Linked DNA regions of Mus musculus: regions 2 and 3 are each linked to region 1. Evidence: chromatin loops called from intact Hi-C (ENCODE). Cell type or tissue: left cerebral cortex. All regions are shown on one strand. Each heading gives the region's core, and the rest is flanking DNA. Links, peaks and the distances in the headings are about the cores only. Region 1 holds the start of 5730522E02Rik (RIKEN cDNA 5730522E02 gene). Region 2 overlaps Vrk2 (vaccinia related kinase 2). Region 3 holds the start of Fancl (Fanconi anemia, complementation group L).

What was found. Peaks named below come from ENCODE experiments on the same cell type or tissue, not always from the same donor. Only the 100,000 strongest peaks of a DNase experiment are listed, where the experiment ranks them.
Region 2: it touches region 1 in a loop (2.9-fold over the local background); 9 of 42 quality-filtered maps call a loop at or near these places.
Region 3: a loop joins it to region 1, with 4 times the contacts of the local background. A loop is called at or near these places in 5 of 42 quality-filtered maps.

Annotation. Positions count from the first base shown.
Region 1 is chr11:26,205,571-26,212,760 of GRCm38, forward strand. It overlaps 5730522E02Rik (RIKEN cDNA 5730522E02 gene), which reads right to left and starts at 5,006. Exons shown (of 6, transcript NR_027973.1): 1 at 4,921-5,006. In left cerebral cortex, for the core only: no CTCF peak of the experiment used is centred there; DNase peaks (open chromatin) are centred at 4,160, 4,495, 4,890 and 5,364; H3K4me3 peaks cover 1,732 bases; H3K27ac peaks cover 1,449 bases.
Region 2 is chr11:26,486,408-26,493,597 of GRCm38, forward strand. Vrk2 (vaccinia related kinase 2) reads right to left here. Exons shown (of 13, transcript NM_027260.3): 9 at 3,366-3,486; 10 at 553-611. Among named protein-coding and RNA genes, the nearest start is that of Fancl, 100 kb to the left of the region's middle. RefSeq lists an enhancer at 2,681-5,326. In left cerebral cortex, for the core only: a CTCF peak has its summit at 3,996 (motif pointing left); DNase peaks (open chromatin) are centred at 1,772 and 3,987.
Region 3 is chr11:26,383,440-26,390,337 of GRCm38, forward strand. Fancl (Fanconi anemia, complementation group L) reads left to right here and starts at 3,645. Exons shown (of 14, transcript NM_025923.3): 1 at 3,645-3,871. The coding sequence starts at 3,776. It also overlaps the pseudogene Gm18324. In left cerebral cortex, for the core only: a CTCF peak has its summit at 4,057; DNase peaks (open chromatin) are centred at 3,788 and 3,981; H3K4me3 peaks cover 1,183 bases; H3K27ac peaks cover 688 bases.

The DNA of each region.
Region 1 (7,190 bases), core at 1,478-6,477:
CTATAGGTGGAACAACATTATGAACTAACCAGTACCCCGGAGCTCTTGACTCTAGCTGCATATGTATCAAAAGATGGCCTAGTCGGCCATCACTGGAAAGAGAGGCCCAATGGACACGCAAACTTTATATGCCCCAGTACAGGGGAACGCCAGGGGCAAAAAGGGGGAGTGGGTGGGTAGGGGAGTGGGGGTGGGTGGGTATGGGGGACTTTTGGTATAGCATTGGAAATGTAATTGAGGAAAATATGTAATAAAAAATATTTAAAAAAAAAAAGAAAAACCAAAATAAATAAATAAATGAAGTTAAAAAAAATGCTTGTGTAGTACAATCCTACAGTTTCTCTGGGTTGCTGTATTAACAGTTTCTGCCTTTTTCTTTCCTTCTACCCAATCTTTGCACCATGCTGGCTTCACCTCTGTCTATGAATCGTGAACGGAAGAGACATTATTCCCTTGAGAGAGCTGGGTTCTCCCAAGGTTGAGTTTGTTGCCTCTATGAGCATTCAGGAGTAAGAACAAAGCCCTCATGATGCACTTCCCTGTCACTTCCAAATTCACCATCTTTCTGATTCACCTTCTTCTTGGTTCTAAGCTTGTATCCTAGTAGGAGTGGAGCACAAGCCCGAGAAAAGCTGGGGCCTTGGTCTCCCAGCTCAGTTATTAACCCCTGAGCTGACCGTATCCCCTCCACCAGAGGCTGTGCTACCTCACTGGCGCTGCGTGCTCATCTCTGAGGAGCAGGTGAGAGCCGGTGGTGATTGCAGCTGCTGCTCCTCTGAACCCTGTCTTGTTCTCAGGCCACAGTCTTTGCACTGCTGCTTTTAGTGGGTTGGGCAGGTCTGAAGACTGGGAAGTAACTGCTTTTGCAGGTAGCTCCATGTAATTTTTCACGGCCTTCCTTCGAGCTTACCACAAAACCAGCGCTTAGTTAAAAAAATGTATTTTTAATTAGGCTAACTTCATATTTTCAATTCTGTCTGCAGATTGCCAAATGCCTTGCTTTTGTTTCTCCTTTCCTAACAAAATACATATACTTAATATGCTTTCACCAACAAAGTTTCAGCAGCCTCTTTATCTTTGCATACCACAGGTCTGAGAATGCTTTATGGACTCCTGATCCAGTTCGGTCATTGAGACGGCAGAGAAGAAGAGTAAGCATTGCTCTTGTCTCTGGTGGGCGGCAAGCAGATATTTCAATGAGGTGTCTGCTTAGAATGTATCCTCTAACTTTGCAAAGATGAGAGACACCAGATTCCCAAAGAAAATAAGGCCCCCAAATATCAAGATAATTTGTGGAAAGGCTGTACTCCCACACATACATATTTCGGCAGGATTTAAGAAAATGAAATAAATGTAAAGTAAGCACTAAGGACATTGAACTTCAAGTCGGCTTGAGTTCTAACACTTCGTAATAAAAAAATAATCTGTTTACTAGAGAGCTTGGTGAATTGGGCAGACCCTGTGGTGTGGTCATGTTTCCCTGAACGGCTAAAGAAGATGACTCGAGAGAATCACCTGTTAGTGAAGACTTTTAATACTAACAAATGTGGCTGCTTTTCAAGGCAGGTGTTCTCACAGGTTTTATTTGCTTTGGAGTTTTTAGTGTAGTTAATGCTATTTTTATTCTGTTTTAACTAAGACTGTGTTTTCTTTAAAACTTGGTTCTGTGACTGAGGTTTGTTTCCAGCTATAATACCTTTTGATAACATCCTCCTTAGGGATTCTTGTTTAAAATGATCTACTACAGGGTTCTGAAAATCCTCTTCTTCCTTGCTCTGCTTCATTCTGGCTTGCACCCTTAACCCTTCAGCCAGCCCATGGGCTGTGCTTGAAAAACATAGCAGCCTTCCATAATCTGAAGCACCATCCATGATCTGGAGCACCATCCATGATCTGGAGCACCGTCCATGATCTGGAGCACCGTCCATGATCTGGAGCACCATCCGTGATCTGGAGCACCGTCCATGATCTGGAACACCATTCCTTGGCTTTTGATCATACTACTTAGTCTTGGTTTTAAAGATATAAAAGTCTACTAATTCTCTTCAAGTTAGAGAAACTTGCAAACTGCACACACTCAATCATGTCATGGGTAAAGAGATATATACATGGCTTCAGAAGGAACTCAGTTCTCTAGGCCCCCAAAGGAGGGCTATGAATTTCAAGCTCAGTAGTGATCCAGTGTCTCCTAGAGCTTTTTTATGGAAACCTAACAATTCTTTGGTTTGGGTATATCTTTGTTTGCATTAATACCTGCCAGCCAACCGACTCAGTTCCAGTGAGGTTCCACCTAAAACACTGTACATACCTCTCAATTAATTGTGTGGCTGAGTGGATAAACTTTAACTTTCTCTAGTGATTTCACCAGCATTACTAATATATTAATTGCCAACTGCTGAGATTACAGAATGATTACTGATGATTCCCAAATCACCAGGATTACAATGACCTTGGAATGTGTTACAAATTTCAAGAAAGGCAGGAAAAAATATATACTCTATAGATTTAATAGTGTAGTCTACAGACTGATTCTAAGATATGCCGATCACAAAAAAATATTCCTCACAAGGCATCTTGAGGCAAAGCCTAGGTTTTCACTGTCCCTAGCTGGCAGCCCCACAAGCCTTCAATGGAGGTCTGAATGTCATGATTTACTGTGACCATAACAGAAAGGCACACAGAAAGATAAGAGGGTGGAGGTTCTGATGATGAGCAAGAAGCCCTTAACATGTGCATGTCGTGTGTATTTCCTCTTTATGATGCCACCTCTTATTGTGTATCCTTTTGCATGTTGTAAATTCCTTAGCCAGACAGTTTTGCAACCTCAACTCATAAATGTATTGAATATCTTTTTTTATAGAAGGATCTAGCTAACCTTTTGGTTAAAAAAAATAAAAAACTAAAACCATAATGAATATTGATTAACCTTGAGAGCAAAAACATAAACTTAAAAACAATTCCTAAGTCCAAGATCCAGTTTAGCAATGTGCTAATAGCCCATAATGAAGATAGAGTCATAAGTTAATCAACCCATTAAGTTGAGATCAGAAGTGTCAACTCAAGTAGTCTACTAATTTACTGACCCTTAATGGGTCAGCAAGATCTATAATCCCAAGGCTGATCTTTTTGCCTCCACTAACATCACTTTAGAAGCCAAAGCACTTCTTCCCAGGTTGATGATCTCTGACACGGTATGAGCAGGAAGTCAACATAAAATCCATTTGTGAGAAGGAGTTCAGGGCTACTGAGTAATGGAATCTCGAGCTAACTAGTGTGGGAAGTATCTGGTAGTAGCTCCGTATGAAGCACCAGCTTTGTTTTTCTTATGTCCACACAACTGTGAAAAATAAACATGAACAGTCTTCACTGAGCTGCCATCTCCAGCAAGTCCTGGGCTGAGTTAACAAAGGTTTGTCACCGGTCAGTTCCTGTCCCATTGAGAAAGTAAATCTTAGTTTTGGAAATTTCCATTGCCACCCTCCAGACACCACCCCCCCCCCAAAAAAAAGGACCTGAGAAGCAACACGGTAAGGTGAAGGATTGAGTGTCAATGAACCACTGGGAAGTAAATCTTGCTTTATCAAAAAAGAACTGACTTTGGCTGAAGCATGCATGGTTGCTTTGTTCAACCTTTATATGATTTTTGCAAGTTAATCTATTAAATGAGTATCAATTAGAATTTTTGCCACCTTCAAGAGAAAAGGGGGGGGGGATTAGACTATGTCTTATTCCAGATGGGCCAGCAAGAAGTGTAATAAAAATTATGATTAGACACTTTATGGCTTGGAGTATAGCTCAGGGGTGGAGGAGCACTTGAGTAGTATGCACAAGGCCCTGGGTTCAATCCCCAGCAAAAATAAATGATTAATTCCATTGGATCTTATTTGTTAAAAAAAAAAAAAAACTATATGCAATTGCAATAACAATACAAGACTATTTTAACGTCATCAGCATTTTCTTTCTGGATGATAAAGCAATTCACTGTTCCATAATCTGCAGAGTAACCTGTCAGCAGTGAGATGTCAGACTCAAAAGACACATAGAAGCAAACAGATGCCCTTCTCTGCCCAGCAGACACCATCCGCTGTCATTTCTCCCCCAAACAGGACAGAGATAGGCACAGGATTAACTAAGGTCCCGAAAAGGCTGAACAAGTAAAAGGAAAAAGGCAAACAACTGGACCCACTAAACATTAAATGGGGTCTGTGGACAGGAAAATTGAGAGCTTGACAGACCCAAGGATTGCTTTTTATCTCTAAACAGGAGATATGTCAGCTATACGCACGGTGCTTGAAGGATTCCTTAAAGAAAACCCTCTTTTCTGAGAACAGAGAGCCTCTCCGTTGTTGGTGACAGCGCCTTGTATGTTTCCCTACCTGTCGCCTTTGTTTTCCTATCTTCTAAAAGGGCTGCACCAACCTCCTCACAAAGACACTAGCCTAAGAGCCTGGGCAGGAGCAAGAGTTATGTCCCTTGGTTGGAAAAGTGAACCCTGGGGCCACAGAGGCGAGGGTGCAGAGTCCTTCTTTGGTTGGCCAGTGGGCGGTGACTGCTTGCACCCACTCAGGCCCGAGGCCAGTTTGGGGGACGCGAGGGAAATAGGGGAAGCGAGGGGGCCAGATTAGGGACGGGAGGCGGGGATCAGGCCAGAGGGAGGCCGCCGTGGGGGCGGCGAGCCGAGGGGTGCAGGCACCCTGCGCGTACAGCGGCGCTCAGCGGGCTCCGGGCCACAGCTCGGGGCGGCGGGGACGGCGGAACAGCAGGGGCAGGCGAGCCCCTGCGGAGGCGGAGGGCCCAGGGCGCCCGCGGTCGCAGGGCCTCGCGGCGGCGGCGCCAGCTGCGCGGGGCGGAGGCGGGGGCGGCGCGGGGGCGCGGGCGGCGGGAGCGAGCGCGGAGGCCGCGTGGCGCCGCGTCACTTACCGGCCAGGGCGCGGGGCGGTCGCCGAGTCCTCGGGGCGCGCAGCCCGGTGTGCTCGCTCCGCCATGATTGCTTTGTTTCGCTAATTGAACCCGCGCTCGTCCCGCGCTCGCGCTCCCCGCTGCCCGGTCCCCGCGCTCGCTCGCGCCGATTTGTCTGTCTTTCCCTCTCGGTCTGTTCGGCTCTGCTGCGGCTAGCTGTGGAAGGCGAAGTTGCGGGTGCACGGTGCGGGGAACGCGGTGGTGGGTTTGTAAATACAGGTGAGGCGATCCCCAAATCTCGGCTGAGGTGTACTTGCTGGGGGTGGGGGTGGGTGCTTCTCACCCTCCCCCACGCAGGAGAGTAGCCTCCGTGGAAAGTGCCAGAACATGTACCTCTGCTCACCCCTTTCTTCCCGCCAAATTCTTAGCCACCCAAGTTCTCTGGCACATATGGACTCCACAGGAACTATCTACGTTTACTTCGAAAACCTCAAATATAAGTCCTGTCAGGCTATGGAAGGACTGCTGAACCAAGGGGCATATGGTCACTCCAAGTGACCTTCTGGAGCTACTTCAACTCCACCAAAACAAAACAAAACAAAATTCAAACTAGACCATGGGAAGTCCCACAGGAGCTTGAGGGCTCAGCTTGCCATTTCTGAAAGTACTAGTGCCTGGGACACTATTGTCCAAGTATAGAATGAGTTTAAAACTTTAGAAACATATGTTAGTATGGGAAGAAAAACTTAAGCCCATGTTCCATATCTGGTTAAGTGTGCATTAAATACTAGTTTTGACTATAGTTAATACAGACATTAGTTGGCTTAGAGTGATGTGATTTGGGGAAATAAATAAATAAATTTGGGGAAATAAATCTGAAAGAAATTTATGTCTAGGCTTATGGCCTCATTGAAAAGGCTAGTCTTCCATTCTCACTTCTATCCATACTACAATGTTGAGACCAAAACCTTTCAGTGTTCGAATTATTATCCATATCTTGCTGTAAAATCCACCTTTTATGTTATTCTTGTATCAGTCTCATTACAAAAAGTTACTGCCTTACCCATGTTTCTTTTTTTTTCTATAGAGGACTCAAAAATATCGCCCATAAGTTTGGATCAGACATTTACAGATAACATACAGATTATATGGGGACAAGAGCCATATCCAATCAAGACAAACAAATAATGTTTATTTGGTTAGTTGCTTTCCATGTCCTAACCCTATGATCAGTTAGTAGGCAGGTAAGCATTTGGACTAAAAGTAGATGAAATCATATTGTCAAGAAAGGAGAAAGCCCCCAGCACGCATTACGTTAATCCATTCTTTCAGAAAGATTCATCCCAAGTTGGAATCATTTTCCCCTACATATGATGGTTGTTAACAATCTCACCACAGTTTTTAGTGTTTCCCCAAATTCTACCTTAAATCTAACTTTATGAAACACATGCTCACTTACACTTCCCCAAGGAAGTTTCTCCTCTTGGCTTCTCTACTGGCTAATTTTGAGTGTCAACTTGACATAAGCTGGGGTTATCACAGAGAAAGGAGCTTCCGTTGGGGAAATGCCTCCATGAGATCCAGCTGTGGGGCATTTTCTCAACTAGTGATCAAGGGGGAAGGGCCCCTTGTGAGTGGGACCATCTCTGGGCTGGTAGTCTTGGTTCTATAAGAGAGCAGGCTGAGCAAGCTAGGGGAAGCCAGCCAGTAAATAATATCGCTCCATGGCCTATGTATCAGCTCCTGCTTCCTGACCTGCTTGAGTTCCAGTCCTACATCCTTTGGTGATCAACAGCAATGTGGAAAGTGTAAGCTGAATAAACTCTTTCCTCCCCAACTTGTTTCTTGGTCATGATGTTTGTGCAGGAATAGAAACCCTGACTAATACAGTGTCATATGCAAAATGCTTGAACCTCAGAATTCTTAATATTGGTAATGCTTTATATACATGGAAGGATTTCTATTTCACAAAGATTGATCTTAAAGCATCATGATTTTAGAAATTAGATGAAAATATTGTATTGATTTATCCAATGACCAACAGTGTGTAGAGAATTACTGGTTCATCATGCTAGGAACCTTACCTAATACAGCATTTTTTAAAATTTATTTATTTATTTTAGATATTTTCTTTATTACATTTCAAATTTATCCCCTTTCCTAGTTTCCCCTCGGAAAATTCCCTATACCCTCACCCCTCCCCCTGCTCCCCAATCCACCCAATCCCATTCCTGGTCCTGGCATTCCCCTACACTGGGGGATAGAGCCTTCACAGGACCAATGACCTCTCC
Region 2 (7,190 bases), core at 1,387-6,386, 280 kb after region 1:
ACCAGGTCTGTTTACCATTCCTACCAATAATGATGCCAAAGAACTTAGAAAAAGTCCTTTGCAAACTTGAAGGAAAAAAAAAATGATTGTAACAGTGTATGCTACATGCCCAAATCAGGTGATTTTCTTATCTAAAAAGTTTTGTTTGCTGATCGGTATAATGTGACCCAGGTGTAAACAGCATTTAGGCATGTAATGATTAAGTTCTTCAAATATATTGACTCAAAATAGTCTTTTTAGAGGTTGATTTTTATCTCTGTTCAAAAATATCTTAATCCTAAAAATACCAGTTGCTATTGAATAACCTGTGAATGATTCTCAAAATATAAAAGTAAAACTCTAAAAAACAAAGAACCCATAAGAGCTGGGCAGTTCCTGGAGCACCACCGTTTTGGTTCTAAAGTCAAAGATGACTTAAACATCGTTTTTAGCAAACTCTCTGTGATCCCGAAGCTTTAAGTGTCTGGGAATGGGAGTGGGTAATGGTGAACACCCACAGAGCAGCTACCGTGAAGACTCATGGATCAAGAAAGGTTTTATGGTCCAACTTACTGCAACTGCTTCCAGAAGGAGCCCACTTAAGCACCGACTCTGGGAGTTCATCCAGCAGGCTAAACAGAAAACAGACAGCACATGGTGAGTGTCTTCAGCCCAGGCTCCCTGTTTCAGGTAGAACATAAAACTCTGATTCTGTGTTGATAGGACACAATTGTGCCCTTTTTGTACCCAACTGTAGTGGATAGGAGGATTAGCAAAGTGGGAGAGGGCATTCCTTAGTTCTTATTGGTCAGTTTTACAGTTGTAACTACCTAGAGGCCTTAACTCAAATTGTACACAATTGAGGACTGTAGAATGTTTGCTATGATGTTTCCTAAAGAAGAATAGAAAATACATAAAAAGCTAGGTGTAGTTGGGGAAATCTTTTATTCCTCTTATATTTAAAGGTGTGTGGGTCTCTGTGGATGCTATGGCAGGCAGCAAAAGTGATGAGAATGGAAACTTGGTTCAGACTGACTTTTTCAACCTGGATCAAAACTTCAAAGAGTCTGCCAGGGATATATTGTCAGCACATCTAAACATAGTAGAATTTGGGGAAAAGCTTTCTAGGCAATGATCATTTCAACTCTAGGTGCAGAGTAAATCTCAGGGTGGGACTACCTAGAAACTCTTTGAAAAGTATATGTGAATCTGAAGGTGGGGTGTATAGCTAAAAGGACTAGAATCTTGTATCTTCTCTGAGATAACATTGACATCAGTATGCCATAAAATTCATGTGACATCCCCTAAGGATTCTACCAACTGGGAACCAACAGATCAAGGTCTAGGGAGAGAGAGCCTGGGATAAATATTCTGCGGCCTTTGGGGGAGGTTTGCTTCCCCCAGGAAATGTCAGCAATGTAAGCAAATGTTAGCAGGTTTCTGGGTGGGAAAATAGACATTTGATTTCCTCCACAGAGGAGAGGCCACTCTGTCTCATCATTTCTGGTCTCCCTAGTGAACTGTGGGCACGAATGCCTTGGTGTCTCTGTGGAGTCATTTTCCTGATGTATCGATTACTGAAAAGGGGTGATTTTTAGTTCTCGGTGTGCATTTGCCCTGTCCAGGCAAGAGTTTATATAACCAAATGGTTAAATAAGTTAAGAAGAAATATCAATACAACAAACACCTGGTAAATGCTTTCCAGTTGGGGCTAAATATCACTTTCTTAATTTACTGTAGCAAAAATATATAAAGCCTCAACTAAAATTATAAATAAAGTGAATGATTCACAGAGAAACACAAGTGGAAAAGCACATGGTGATCTTAAGTGACTCATGACAGCAGAAACAGAGGGACACAGAGCTGTGGCCAAACCTGCCATCCTGCCTCACATTATACCTTCACAGGCGAAGAAAGGAGCACTTATTACATAGGAAATCGAAAGATTTTTAAATTTTGATACATAATATATTAGTATTTGGATTTGTATTGTTAATCAAATAAAGATGAAGACAATATATGTAAAGTCAAGATAATATTTCACTTATTAAAACCCTATTTTATGTAGTACCCTTTTACTATACATGAATACATGTGGACATATTATTCACTAGTTAATAAAATGTTATCCTCTATATACATGCTGATACAAGACTAAAACAAACCATTTATTAGTCTTATAAAAGAAAGCCTGCCAGGGATTGTTAGGTTAAAATCCTGGCCTTTAACTAAAGTACACTACGTAAATTAGCTAAGCTGAGCTCACAAAGTGTATACAAGAACTGCTTATAGGAGTGTTGATGTCCATGCATTCACTGTGCTGCAGTGTGGAGGGTGCCAGTTATAAGAGGACGGAAATGAACAGAACTCGTCAGAGTCTCAACTTGCACAAATGTGTCAGGGACTAGGGTGTTCAAGATTTCAAGCACAAGAACTGTACATGTCAGTTTGTAGAGATCTGTCATTTCTAGCCTTTAGTCCAAACCTTCTGTCTTGGGCACAGATCCTACAGTGAATCTAAGTGTGGTGGCTGCATCTCTAATCCAAGCACTTGCGAGGCTGAGAAGGGAATCATGAGGTTGAAGCCATCATGGGCTACAGAGTAAGACCCAGTCCAAAACAACATTTACATCTGAAGATTGACTTATCTGGCTGAGCTGCCCTTGGTGTCTATTTTTATTATATGTTTTCCTAAAACTCCAGTGCACAGCAATCTCTCCATAGATAACTATTTCAGTTTACCTTAGAATGTGAGGAAAAGCTGCCCACTCTGTACCTTGGACCAGCTGACCAGTGAGAGACTTGTAAAACGCACTTTGTTCTAAAACTGACCTCCTTGTGCTAACAGCATCAAGGTAATAAACTTTGAATGTAGTCTATATTTGTAAGATTTATGTGGCTGCAAGTATGTTTCATATAAACAGCTCATGTAAAAGTTTTCTTTGTTTCTACTTCAAAAAAGAAAAAAGATATGCTTTTGGAGACAGGAGTATGAGGTATGCTGTTCTCCCCTGAGAAACACAAGCCCCCTCTCCCACCTCACCCTGCTCCTCTGCACAGTAGATACCGATCACACCAAAACCAGACTGCTTCCATACCCAGGCCCACACTAATTTACAAACAGTCCATCTTGTACACACCACCATAGGATCTAAGTGCCAGAAAACAGCTTGTCTGGAAACTGATGTTTTATTTTACATCTGCACTGTAAAATTATCAAGTACAGATATTTTTATGTCTTCGTGATTCTGGTTTTTAAAAAGTATTTTTCAAGCTGACGACATTAGTTTATTTTCACTGGTGCCAAGGGGCCATTCTCTCTGTCTTTTCTAGTCCCTGCTGTCGGTCCTACTGCATAAAGGGGCAGGGGGTTGGAGAATACCTACTTGGTTTTAGCAGTCTGGACAGCCACAGGGTCGTCCAGCTTTGCTTCCCAAGGAAGCTTCCCGAAGAGCCAGTGCAGCATGCAGTAACCAAGGATTTCAACATCACTCCTCCTGGACGGGGCTGCAGAAAGGGGAGGATGAGAAAGCTCGTGAGAAATAGAGAAATCTTTGAGTGAGCTCCCATTGACGAAATATGCAAAGGCCAAATGGGTAGAGCGTCATGTTTACTCAGCTGGAGTAACATTAACTGTCTGGGTCTCTGGCCTCGGTCCACAGACAGGCAGCGACTGGCTGCTGAAGTAAGGGTCAGTTTCTTCACCTCCTCCAACTTCATCTTTCCTTAGTCTAGCCTGTCATATGAACTTGATCCCATGGCCTCTGACATGATCCAGACAACCCATAACCCGGCACCAACACTTTCTCAAAGAGCCAAGCAGTAAAACAAAGAAATAAATGTCTGCAGCTAAATTGCTAACACATGTTCAAGGAAGTCCATGGGGTTTGCCGCGGTCACGCAGAGACCCTCTGAGTGCAGACTAAACACTGAAGGTCTTTCCTATTCTGTCACACCAGTGGTTGCACTTGAAGCCAGAAGAATATGACAAAACTGCCATCTAGTGTGCAGTCTTTAAAACCAGGCCCAAGAAGATGCAGTTCTGTGGAAGAACCACAACCATGGGCACACAGCTCCCAAGTGCTTCCCATATCTTCAGATACGAGAAGCTCTGCACAAAACTACTAGTCTTAAATCTGAAAGCCAGAGGTGAGGCAAGCATGAGGGGAATGTGGTCCAGAGGTATGGTGGAGAAGGAAGTTCTGAAGTAAAATAGAGACTTATTGTAAGATGGCTTTTATTAAAACATAGTAAAAGAACATGATCAGATCCCAGTAAATATCATAATTAACAAACTCTTAAATACTGTGGACTAATTTCATCTCATTTTGACATATTTTTTTTTCTCAAGTACCTTATATCAAAAGGCAGTGAGAACTAAGACTTGTTAAATTCAACTGACGCTTGGTAATAAGTCATTGAATTAATGACTAACACGCCTATAAAATAAAGTCATTTTATCAGCATTCCAAGCTGTTATAAAAACAATAAGGTGGTATTTATATTTATTCTACTACTTGAATGTTCATCTGTGCAGGGATATATAATATCCTGAGCAATATGTGGCTGTTAAAGCTGTTGTAAACAGGTATTCCATTTCATTGTCCTTAATGAAGTAAACTCTAAAAAGTCACTGAGTGAACTAGGTCTTTAATTTATAGAAGCATCTACTAAGAACAATTGTGCCACCACATGTGTAGCTACTCTAGGTCACCATACATAGTTTTAAAGGTGCTATATGTTGTAGCTACTCTGATTGTTATAAAAGCACAGCATATGGTTACCCTTACACATTCTCATCTTAACTGCTATTTGAGTACTGAGTTATTAAAGGACCTTCAATCCAGTAGAAGGCCAGGCCCATGGGTGCTGTATGTTTTGTGGTTGGACTTCAATATTTCTTAATGCAGGATTTGGCTCTAGTATTAAAATAGAAACACAATCTCTACCATGCTGTTATGCAATGATTTCTTCTGTGAAAAAATCTCCCATTAATAGAATGGCTCCATTTGTACAGATGTGTGCACAAGTTCTTTTTCTATTACAGGAATTCCTAATCACAACCTTTACTGCTCAAAAAGGATATTCTGACACACGTTTGCGAGATACTGGCTACACACAAGAGGAGAGAAAAACAAACCAATGTGAATGAATGAATGTGGAATGAAACTTCCCAGGAACTCTAGCTACCTCCAGCTGAGGGACACAGCTGAAATCAATATTTCATAAACTGGTCTTCATGTAAAATAGGCCTTTGAGAGCCAAGTTCACTTCACTATTATAGTTCAGTCTTATCTAATTAAATATATTATCAAATTTTCAGTCTTTCACTATATATGCTCCGTTAATGAGTATGGTAAGCAAGCATTTTAAAAAAATTTTATTAGATATTTTCTTTATTTACATTTCAAATGTTATCTCCTTTCCTAGTTTCCTCTCCAAAAGTACCCTATACTCTCCCCCTACCCTGCTTCCCAACCCACCCACTCCTGCTTCCTGGCCCTGGCACTCCCTTCTACTGGGGCATATAATTTTTGTAAGACCAAGGGTCTCTCCTCACATTGATGACCAACTAGGCCATCCTCTGCTACATATGCAGCTAGAGACACAAGCTCTGAGGGGTACTGGTTAGTTCATATTGTTGTTCCTCCTATAGGGCTGCAGACCCCTTTAGCTCCTTGGGTCCTTTCTCTAGCTCCTTCATTGGGGGTAAGCAAATATTTTACCAGTGCTCTCCGTGCTACAGAAACCTTTATAATGTTACACGGAATGGTCATGTGTTCCTAGCCTAAGAAGCATGTCAAAGAGAGACAAAACCTCCTGACCTGTTCTAGGGAAATTAAATTCTTTCATGTCCACAATCTAGCTACTGCACAGAGAATAAGTATAATGCTTGTTAACTCAAAAAACATTAGTTGAGTATTAGAAATCTCTGGGAACAATAAGGTTGACTCAGCGGTAGAACACATGCCTTATAGGTACAAAGATTCTTAGTTTCGCACCCAGCACAGAATAACCATTTGAAAAATTTTAGAGATAGGCTTGGTGGTTAAGACTGCCTGTTACTCTAGCAGAGGACCCAGATTTGGTTCCCAGCATCTATATGGGGGCTCACAAACATCTGTTCCAGGAGGTATAACACCGACTTCTGGCATCTGCAGGCACCAGATACACACAATGCATATACATGCCTGTAGATAAAAAATGCATACAAATGAAATAAGCATAATTTATTTGAAATTGAAAATCTTTTAAATCTTAAAGCTACTTGTTTCATTGTAAACTTGCCCAACCCATTGAAAAGGCCAACTGAACCAAGAAATGAAAAACGTTCCAGAGTAGGAATCCACAAGCAAGGTTGGAATTTCCTCCCCAGCACTGCTCCATCCTTGCTCTGCAGCTCAATGATACAGTCTATTTGCCTTAATTCACTGTATTCACTTAGACAGAAAGTGTATTATGAATTGTTCTCTCTTGAAAACATATGTTTGCATAATTCAGTGAACTACATAAGGTTTTCAGTTGCATTTCATAACTAATGTTATCATTATTTGTAGGTCCTCATGTAGAGTCCCCAAAACTCAAACTTTTACTTTCTGTTTGGCAATTTTTCTATCAAGAGTTTTTTCTCTCAGCTTTCTTAAGTTAGTTTCCAAATACTATTTAGCATCTAATGTTATTGTGCATAGAACCACGAAGCAAGCAAATTATTCTTTTCACTGAGAGTATGTTGTTTGCAATTGCTCAACATTTCAAAATGATAAAATATTGCCAAGTATAACAATAATAAAAAAGGCACAGGTGGGGACTCAAGGTCTATTTCAGGGGGAAAAAACAGTTTCCAGAAATAGCTGACTCTAGAAATTATAATTAAATAAAACAACTATGTGATTTATGGAGAACAGCCACTGCACCACATGCTGGAGGACTGCATTATTACCTTTTAATCAGTTCAGCAGTGTCAGTATTGCTAATCACACTGGCAATAAGAAGACAGTGGTGCAAAAGGTTAAAGGAGGTACTTCCTATCAGAGAGCAAGCCTGACAGAGCAACCCTGGAGCCACTGCTTTCCGAATGAAGAAAGCACATGCTCTCTGTAATGATGGCCTCCATCCTCAGTTTTAGAACCATCCAATTGATATTATCTCACTACTTTTCAGTATGGCAGGAGCTACACGACAGAGACCTTCTGACTTAAAACACAAAAAGA
Region 3 (6,898 bases), core at 1,899-6,898, 180 kb after region 1:
TTGGGAAATTCTTATTAATTTAATAATGAGAGTTCAGAGGCAAGGACTCAATGACAGCAGTAAGTATGACATAGATTAAGGGAAATGACTAGTATCTTGAGGGAAACCCTCCAATGGATATCATGGGTATCAAATGTAGAACTTAAGCCTTGATTTTTAGCTTCTTCTACTTGGAAACAGCAAGAAATAAATCTCTTTTGGCTCAGAAGCTACCCAAATTATGGTACTTTTCTGAGAGCAGCCTGAGTAGAATAAGACAGTTCACAATTAGTTAAGGCTGAACCAGGGAATATATTAAGTGGTCGGGCATAGCAATAATTTCAGGAGACAAGAAAAATTCCCACAAAGAGCAACTAAGAACAATGTTCAAGGAAAGTTAAAGTTTCCACATGAAAAGCATGGTGGTGCGAAATACTGAAGTACTGAAAATGCAAGTCTTAACAAAAAAGGTATAAATACTGGATGAGATTACACATCTTCTTAATCTTGTATGGTCCACTCTTGAACAGCTTTAAATGTATCCCCATCACATAGTGCATAATGGAAACATTCTTAATAACTGAGTTGCATGACCGAGCAGATGGTACTTCAGCATATATTACATTCATTTGTAGAGTTGTTAAACACACCACAGGGACCCTACTACCAGAATTTGGGAATCTTTAGGTTGGAGTTAGGGGTGTGTGAGGAATATAGAAATATCTTTACTTTTAGCCTTTGGTCTGGAATTCATATAACACACAAATTAGAGGCAGAACACTGGCAGACACTGCAGTTACCTATGTGAGAAACTGGAAGATCATTGCAGCTTTAGCAAGTAGTTGCTATCATGATGGCCCTGTGGGAGGAGGGGAGCTGGTGGCCAACCAAGGCTGGCAGTTCAAGTGGCTGCTAAGCTGAGTTGGAGGTAGCAGCAGTGATGAGGCAGTGGACAAAGAGACTCATTCTATCCACAGAGTTACTTTGGCAGACAAGTGCCTGATACCAGTTTTTAAGAGGTAGACTGAATCATGGTAGAAAAGTGCTGCTAAGAACTCATCTTGAGTTTCCCTTGATTGATTTGCACGAACCCCTTCATCATTTACATGGAAGGCAATATCATTTCCAGTACTGTACTGGGATGCTGTATATGAATGTCTGCTGAGCCATTTGAGCATTTATAGACATTTCAGCTACTTTCAGAAGTTGCTCCACAGTTTTCGTCTATCTCACTGGGTATCTTGCCAGTTCTGATTAGCTATTTACAAGTGCTAGGTCTATGGGACTCTTTTACCCACATATGTCTTGGATTTGATGACCTTTATTGAGCTCCCTGAGAGAAGAAATTTCAATGGTGAAGAATTACTTTTGTGAATGTAAGAAAGAATCATCTGTAAGCTGGAGCTTACAGGTCTCCTAATATCCTGTTTAAGTTCAATGTCTCTTAGGTATATTCACTATAAAAATAATCACTTATGTTGACGAGCACTCAAGTGTCCCATTATTCCATGGTAAGGAGACAGATGCTAAGTCAATGTACATTGTGCTAAAAATAAATAAAACTATAGCACATCTCTTGAGAGAATATAAAGAAAACTTTGATGTTCCCAGTACACAGCAAAACAAACAAACAAACAAACAAACAAACAAACAAACAAACCAAACACAAGACTCTATCTAACCCAAAGAACAGTAGCTGCTAGATCAAGTACCACAGTAGCATCTTTTTTTCAATAAGTTAAACAGTAAAAAAGCCTTTAAAACGTTGTACAAGTTTCCCATGGGTAAAGTTGTTTTCTTTTGCATTTCATTTCTATTTAGCATGAGCTGAGAAAAAAATTCTATTTCAGACACTTTAGGAGGACATGAGGAATTAATGCTGGGTTAAAATGATACATGATGAAAATCCAGAAAAATAAAAGAGTACATAAATTTTCAGACAAATTAACAAAAGCATAAAATTTGTTTAGTACAATTTCTATGGCATATAAAACTAACAAACTGAGATTCAATGCAACATAGAAACCTTTTTTTTTTTTTTTTTTTTTTTTTAATAAGACAGTATGACTATACTAAGGAGGTATGATCTAATAGTTACAAACTGGGGCAATTTTAGCAATTCATATGTAGCTTCTTTTCCCTGTCCTTGCCTCTTCAGAGTCAGGGAGAGTTGTTTATTCCAGGCATAAAGAAGGCAATCTGAAGTGAGTATTTCAGGAGCTGCTGTGGGGGGCCAGAGGTGATTGGATTGATCTAGGTTTTGTTGTTTATTCAAATGCCAAGGTTGTATGCCCCGAATCCCTCAGTGGTAAACTTTTGTTTCCTTAATTGTATGGTAAAAAAAAGTGTCCTAGCTCACTTACCAATCCCTTTGCTTGAAAACCCACCAATCCCTGAGATAGCCTAAAACTCAAACTTGGAGTCCCACCAATCCCCACCCTGAAAAACTCCCAAAGAATCCCTGTGTAAAGCCTGTTTCTAGCTTAGTTCTTTGCTGCTTTTTCCCCAAGCAGATGCAGCCATCCTCCTGTATTTTTTCTAATAATCTTCTTGTGTGAGGTCTGTTGTATTGTGGGATTGTGTAATATTCTTTGGCTCCAGACTGCCAGGATACCTTTCTCCTCAGAGTTGCAACACTTGCATTGGGGAAACCTTTCTCCTCAGAGCTGTAACACTTGTATAAAGTTGTGTACCTTTTTTTTTTTTTTTTTTTTTTAGTGCTGACAACACTGCAATCTGAGTCACATTTTGAGAAAGTCTTATCATACTGGTTCTCCAAAAACACTTAAATTGTGATTCATAACAGTAGCAAAATTACGGTTACAAAGAAGCAACAACATAATTTTATGGTTGGGGGGGGTCACTAAGAAGGTTGCGAACCACAGTCTTAGTGTAACAAGTACAACATTCTTGTGTTCTTCAAGCATTCAGAATATTGTGACAAATTCTGCCAATCTATTAATCTTTTAAAATCCAATCTTCAATGAGGGCAATAAGAATAGGAAGAATATCTTATTCATCTTTGCACAATCTTACTTACTAACATATTACAGTGATCTTAAAAATAGTAGAATCAAAAGTGACTTATTCTAATGCCAAATTATCATATGGTAACTATTAACAAGTTTCTTACACAATCAACACCCCCTCCCCCCACGTTTTCTTAAATCTATATTTAGAAATGAGTGAATGAGTAACCATTTCTAAGTTACCAGAATGTATAGGAAATTTTGTCAGTCTACCACCTCAAGAATAAATTGAATCTCTCACAATTTCTATGGGCTTCCTTTAAATATATCTAATTAAAAACAGTACAACACTGAATCAGCATACAATATACATGATGTATTGAATGTACAATTTATTTACATATGCATTTGGTTGAAGGGTATACTGGGAGTATACAGGAGATCTAGTCCAGAGCAAACGCAAGAACAGGAGAGGTGATGGGGCAGGTTCAGGGTAAAAACAGTATGCTATGGGCACACTGTAAATGCCCTGTCAAAGTAGGAAAGTCAGCTTTGGAGTTGCATCAGTCTTCAATGAAATCAACAAGAGGATTTTGCTAGTTTTATTTTTTGACAGTCAAGGTCAGAATAATCCTGAACCGTCAGGCCTGTGGACTTGTGAGTGATCTTCCTTTCTCCTGCTTTCTCCTGCTACTAAGCAGACCAGTTGGCCCAGTTCATTGTCCAGGTCAGGGCAGCGTACCCACCAGTTAGTTTTTCCCGCCGAAGCGGGTTTCCGCCCCGTCCCTTTGCAGACTGCGCATGTGCGGCGGCCATTCCTGTGCGCCATGGACGAAGCAGAAGCAAGCCTGTTGCGCCATTTCCCGCTGCTACTTCCTCAGAACCGGGAGAAAACTGTGTATGAGGGATTCATTTCGGCTCAGGTACCCTGAGGGGTCGTTCTGTCGCGCGAGAGCCTGTCACTCGTGGCAAAGCCTGACCGCGGCGTCTCCGGCTGCCTGGCTGGGAGAGTGTAGCAGAGCCTGGAGAAGTAGCGCCGATACTCTGCGCATGCGCGGTCGCTAGGTGGCGACGCCGCGCGACACAGGGTGGGCGGGGCGGCTCGCCGGTGCCTGGCTGGTGGTGGAAGAGGGAGGTGCAGTTCTGTAGGTCTTAACCAGAGTTCATCACGGCGGTGTGTTACTACACTTACGATTTTGATTTATAGAGCACTCAGGGTCCACTATTAAGCCGAACCTACACAAACAGAAAAATCCAAACCCCATTATTTTATAGTTGAAATCAGATCCTGGGAAATCTAGAGAGACTACCTTGACTATGATGGTGTCAGTTACCTCTGAAACTCTTACTGTTTAGAAAATCTCACCCCAGCGGGCCCCCCCCCCCCCCCCCCCATGGTACAACAAATTACCTTAATTTAAGATTTTGACTATGGACTTTTCCTCTGAATATTAAACTCAGCTACGTGTAACTTGCCCTTTAATGACAGGAGTCATTAATTTCCACGTGTGTTGAAGCAACAACCTCTAGAATGCTGAGCAGATACCAGATTTTCTAAATAGTAACACTTGTCCCTAAACATTCCTGGGAGTTAAGAAAATTCTCTGTGATAAATATACACACAGGAAGCATGGACTTCCTTAGGGATTTTCAAACCATGTGAACCTTTAAAGAATGGCTAAAATTTATTATAGATGGAAATGAGTTAGCCACCTTTTGCTTAACTGTTGAAATATCCAGTTAAAATGTTTTTCACATTTACAGAAACATTCAGAAACGTGAGAGAGAGAGAGAGAGAGAGAGAGAGAGAGAGAGAGAGAGAGAATGAATTTGTGCGCATGCATGTGCACATCTGTTCTGGGAATTGAACCTGCAGCCATTCACATGCCAGGCAAGTGTTGCACAGGACAGGCAGAAACAAGTGTTTCACATCACTTGTCTGTATCTCCAATAGCACTTTAGAAAACAATTATAGCCATAAGATTAGACCGGAAATACGTTAGCCTTCGATGTAGGTAATTTCTAATTTTTTATTCCTTAAGCATGCCTTTGAGTCTTAAGCACTGTCTAAAAGCTATCCAGCACAACTGATTTTATCCTGAGTGTGATTGTGGTTGGTCCTGTGCACACACTTACCTTACCCTTTGAGATTAAATCATAGATACGTTTCTTGCTGTTTTATCTCTAAATAATTTAGCACTCATTTCATAAAACAAGGGTCCACTCAAACCTAACCTCAGTACAGTTACTACAACTGCTATGCGGTGTAAAATTTCATGGAGTATTTAATTATCTTATCTCTTCTTTTGGAGCAGTTCTTAGTCTGTGTTTTTATTAACTTGAATTTTATTTTTAAGAGTTAAGCTTATTAGGTTTGATATTTTCTCACCATTGAATTCTGGGAATGTGTTTGGGCAGGGGCATCCCAGAAACTGTCCTGTGTTCCCTTCAAGGCACATGAAGTCAACTACTCCCAGTGTTGATATTAATAATGCCAGTTACTAGGTTAGTGTGGCTTCTGCCAGATCTTCTTTTGAAATTAACGAGTACTTTTCGGTGAGGTTCTTTGGGCCATTACACATTCACTTATATACTGCATATTCATTCATTCATTCATTCATTCATTCATTTTAGTTCCATTTTTCCCATTTATTTATTTATTTATTTATTTCTTCACTTACTTTACATCCTGATTACTCTCCCCATCCCCCCCATAGCCCCCCCCCCTCCTCTTCTCCTCTGAGGAGGGGAGCTGCTCCCTTCTGCCCAGGAACCAGCCCACCCGGCACCTACCTGAAGCCATTGCAGGACTAGACACATTGTCTCCCACTGACATCAGACAAGGCAACTCAGTTAAGGGAACAGGATCCACAGGCTGGCAGCAGAGTCAGGGGCAGGACTCTTTCCAGTTGTTGAGGGACTCATGTGAAGACCAAGCTGCACTTTTCTTAAACATGTGTGTATGGAGGCCTAGATCCAGCCCATGTATGCCCTTTGGTTGGTGGTTCAGTCTCTTGGAGCCCCCCAAGGGTCCAGGTTGGTTGAACCTTTTGGTTTTCTTGTGGAGACCTGAGTCTCTGTACCTCCAAGTCCCACAATCCTTCCTCCAACTCTTTCACAAGACTCCCAAGTTCCATCTGATATTTGGCTGTGGGTCTCTGCATTGGTTTTGTATATTTCAGATTTTCAATACTAGATTCTTGGCTTAAATAGCTAAATAGTAATTATTGGTGTCAAATCTCTCAAGGCTTTTCTAACACTATCATACCTATCTGTGAATTGGTGCTTTGTTATACGGAACAGTTTTCCCATCTTACTTCTTTTTGATGTGTGATTGTATGTGTTGCTTCCTTTATTTTGCTTGCACACTTTCTGTTTCTATGCTTCTGAGGTGTTGCACTTCCCTCATCATGCTGCTTTAAGAGGATCTGGTAGATGCTTCGGTATTGTGTCTCATCACTGGATTTTGGAGCTTATATAATTTCTACATGAAGTTCTTTATTCTAACTTTTGTTTTTACTCTTTGGTAGAACTTATAGTTTAGTTGCACCACAATTACCATTGTTTATAAACATCACCTTTGGTACCTTGACAATCAGTTTTTACATGAAGGAATCATTTGTGAGCAGAGGAAAAGTATGTTTTCTATTATTAGGTCCTATTGTCTTGAGTGAGCTTTGGTAGTTTGTGGCAAAGAGTTAATTTCATATAGGTTTCTGAATATATTGATTTACAAAGTTATTTATGATATTCACCCTTTTCTGTCTTTCTTTTCTTTCTTTCTTACTTTCTTTTTTTTGTTAGATATTTTCTTTATTTACATTTCAAATGTTGTCTCCTTTCGTAGTTTGCCCTCTGAAAATCCCTTAAACCCCCCCTCCCCTCGCTCTCCCTGTTCCCCAACACACCCACTCCCACTTCCTGGCCCTGGAATTCCCCTATACTGGGGC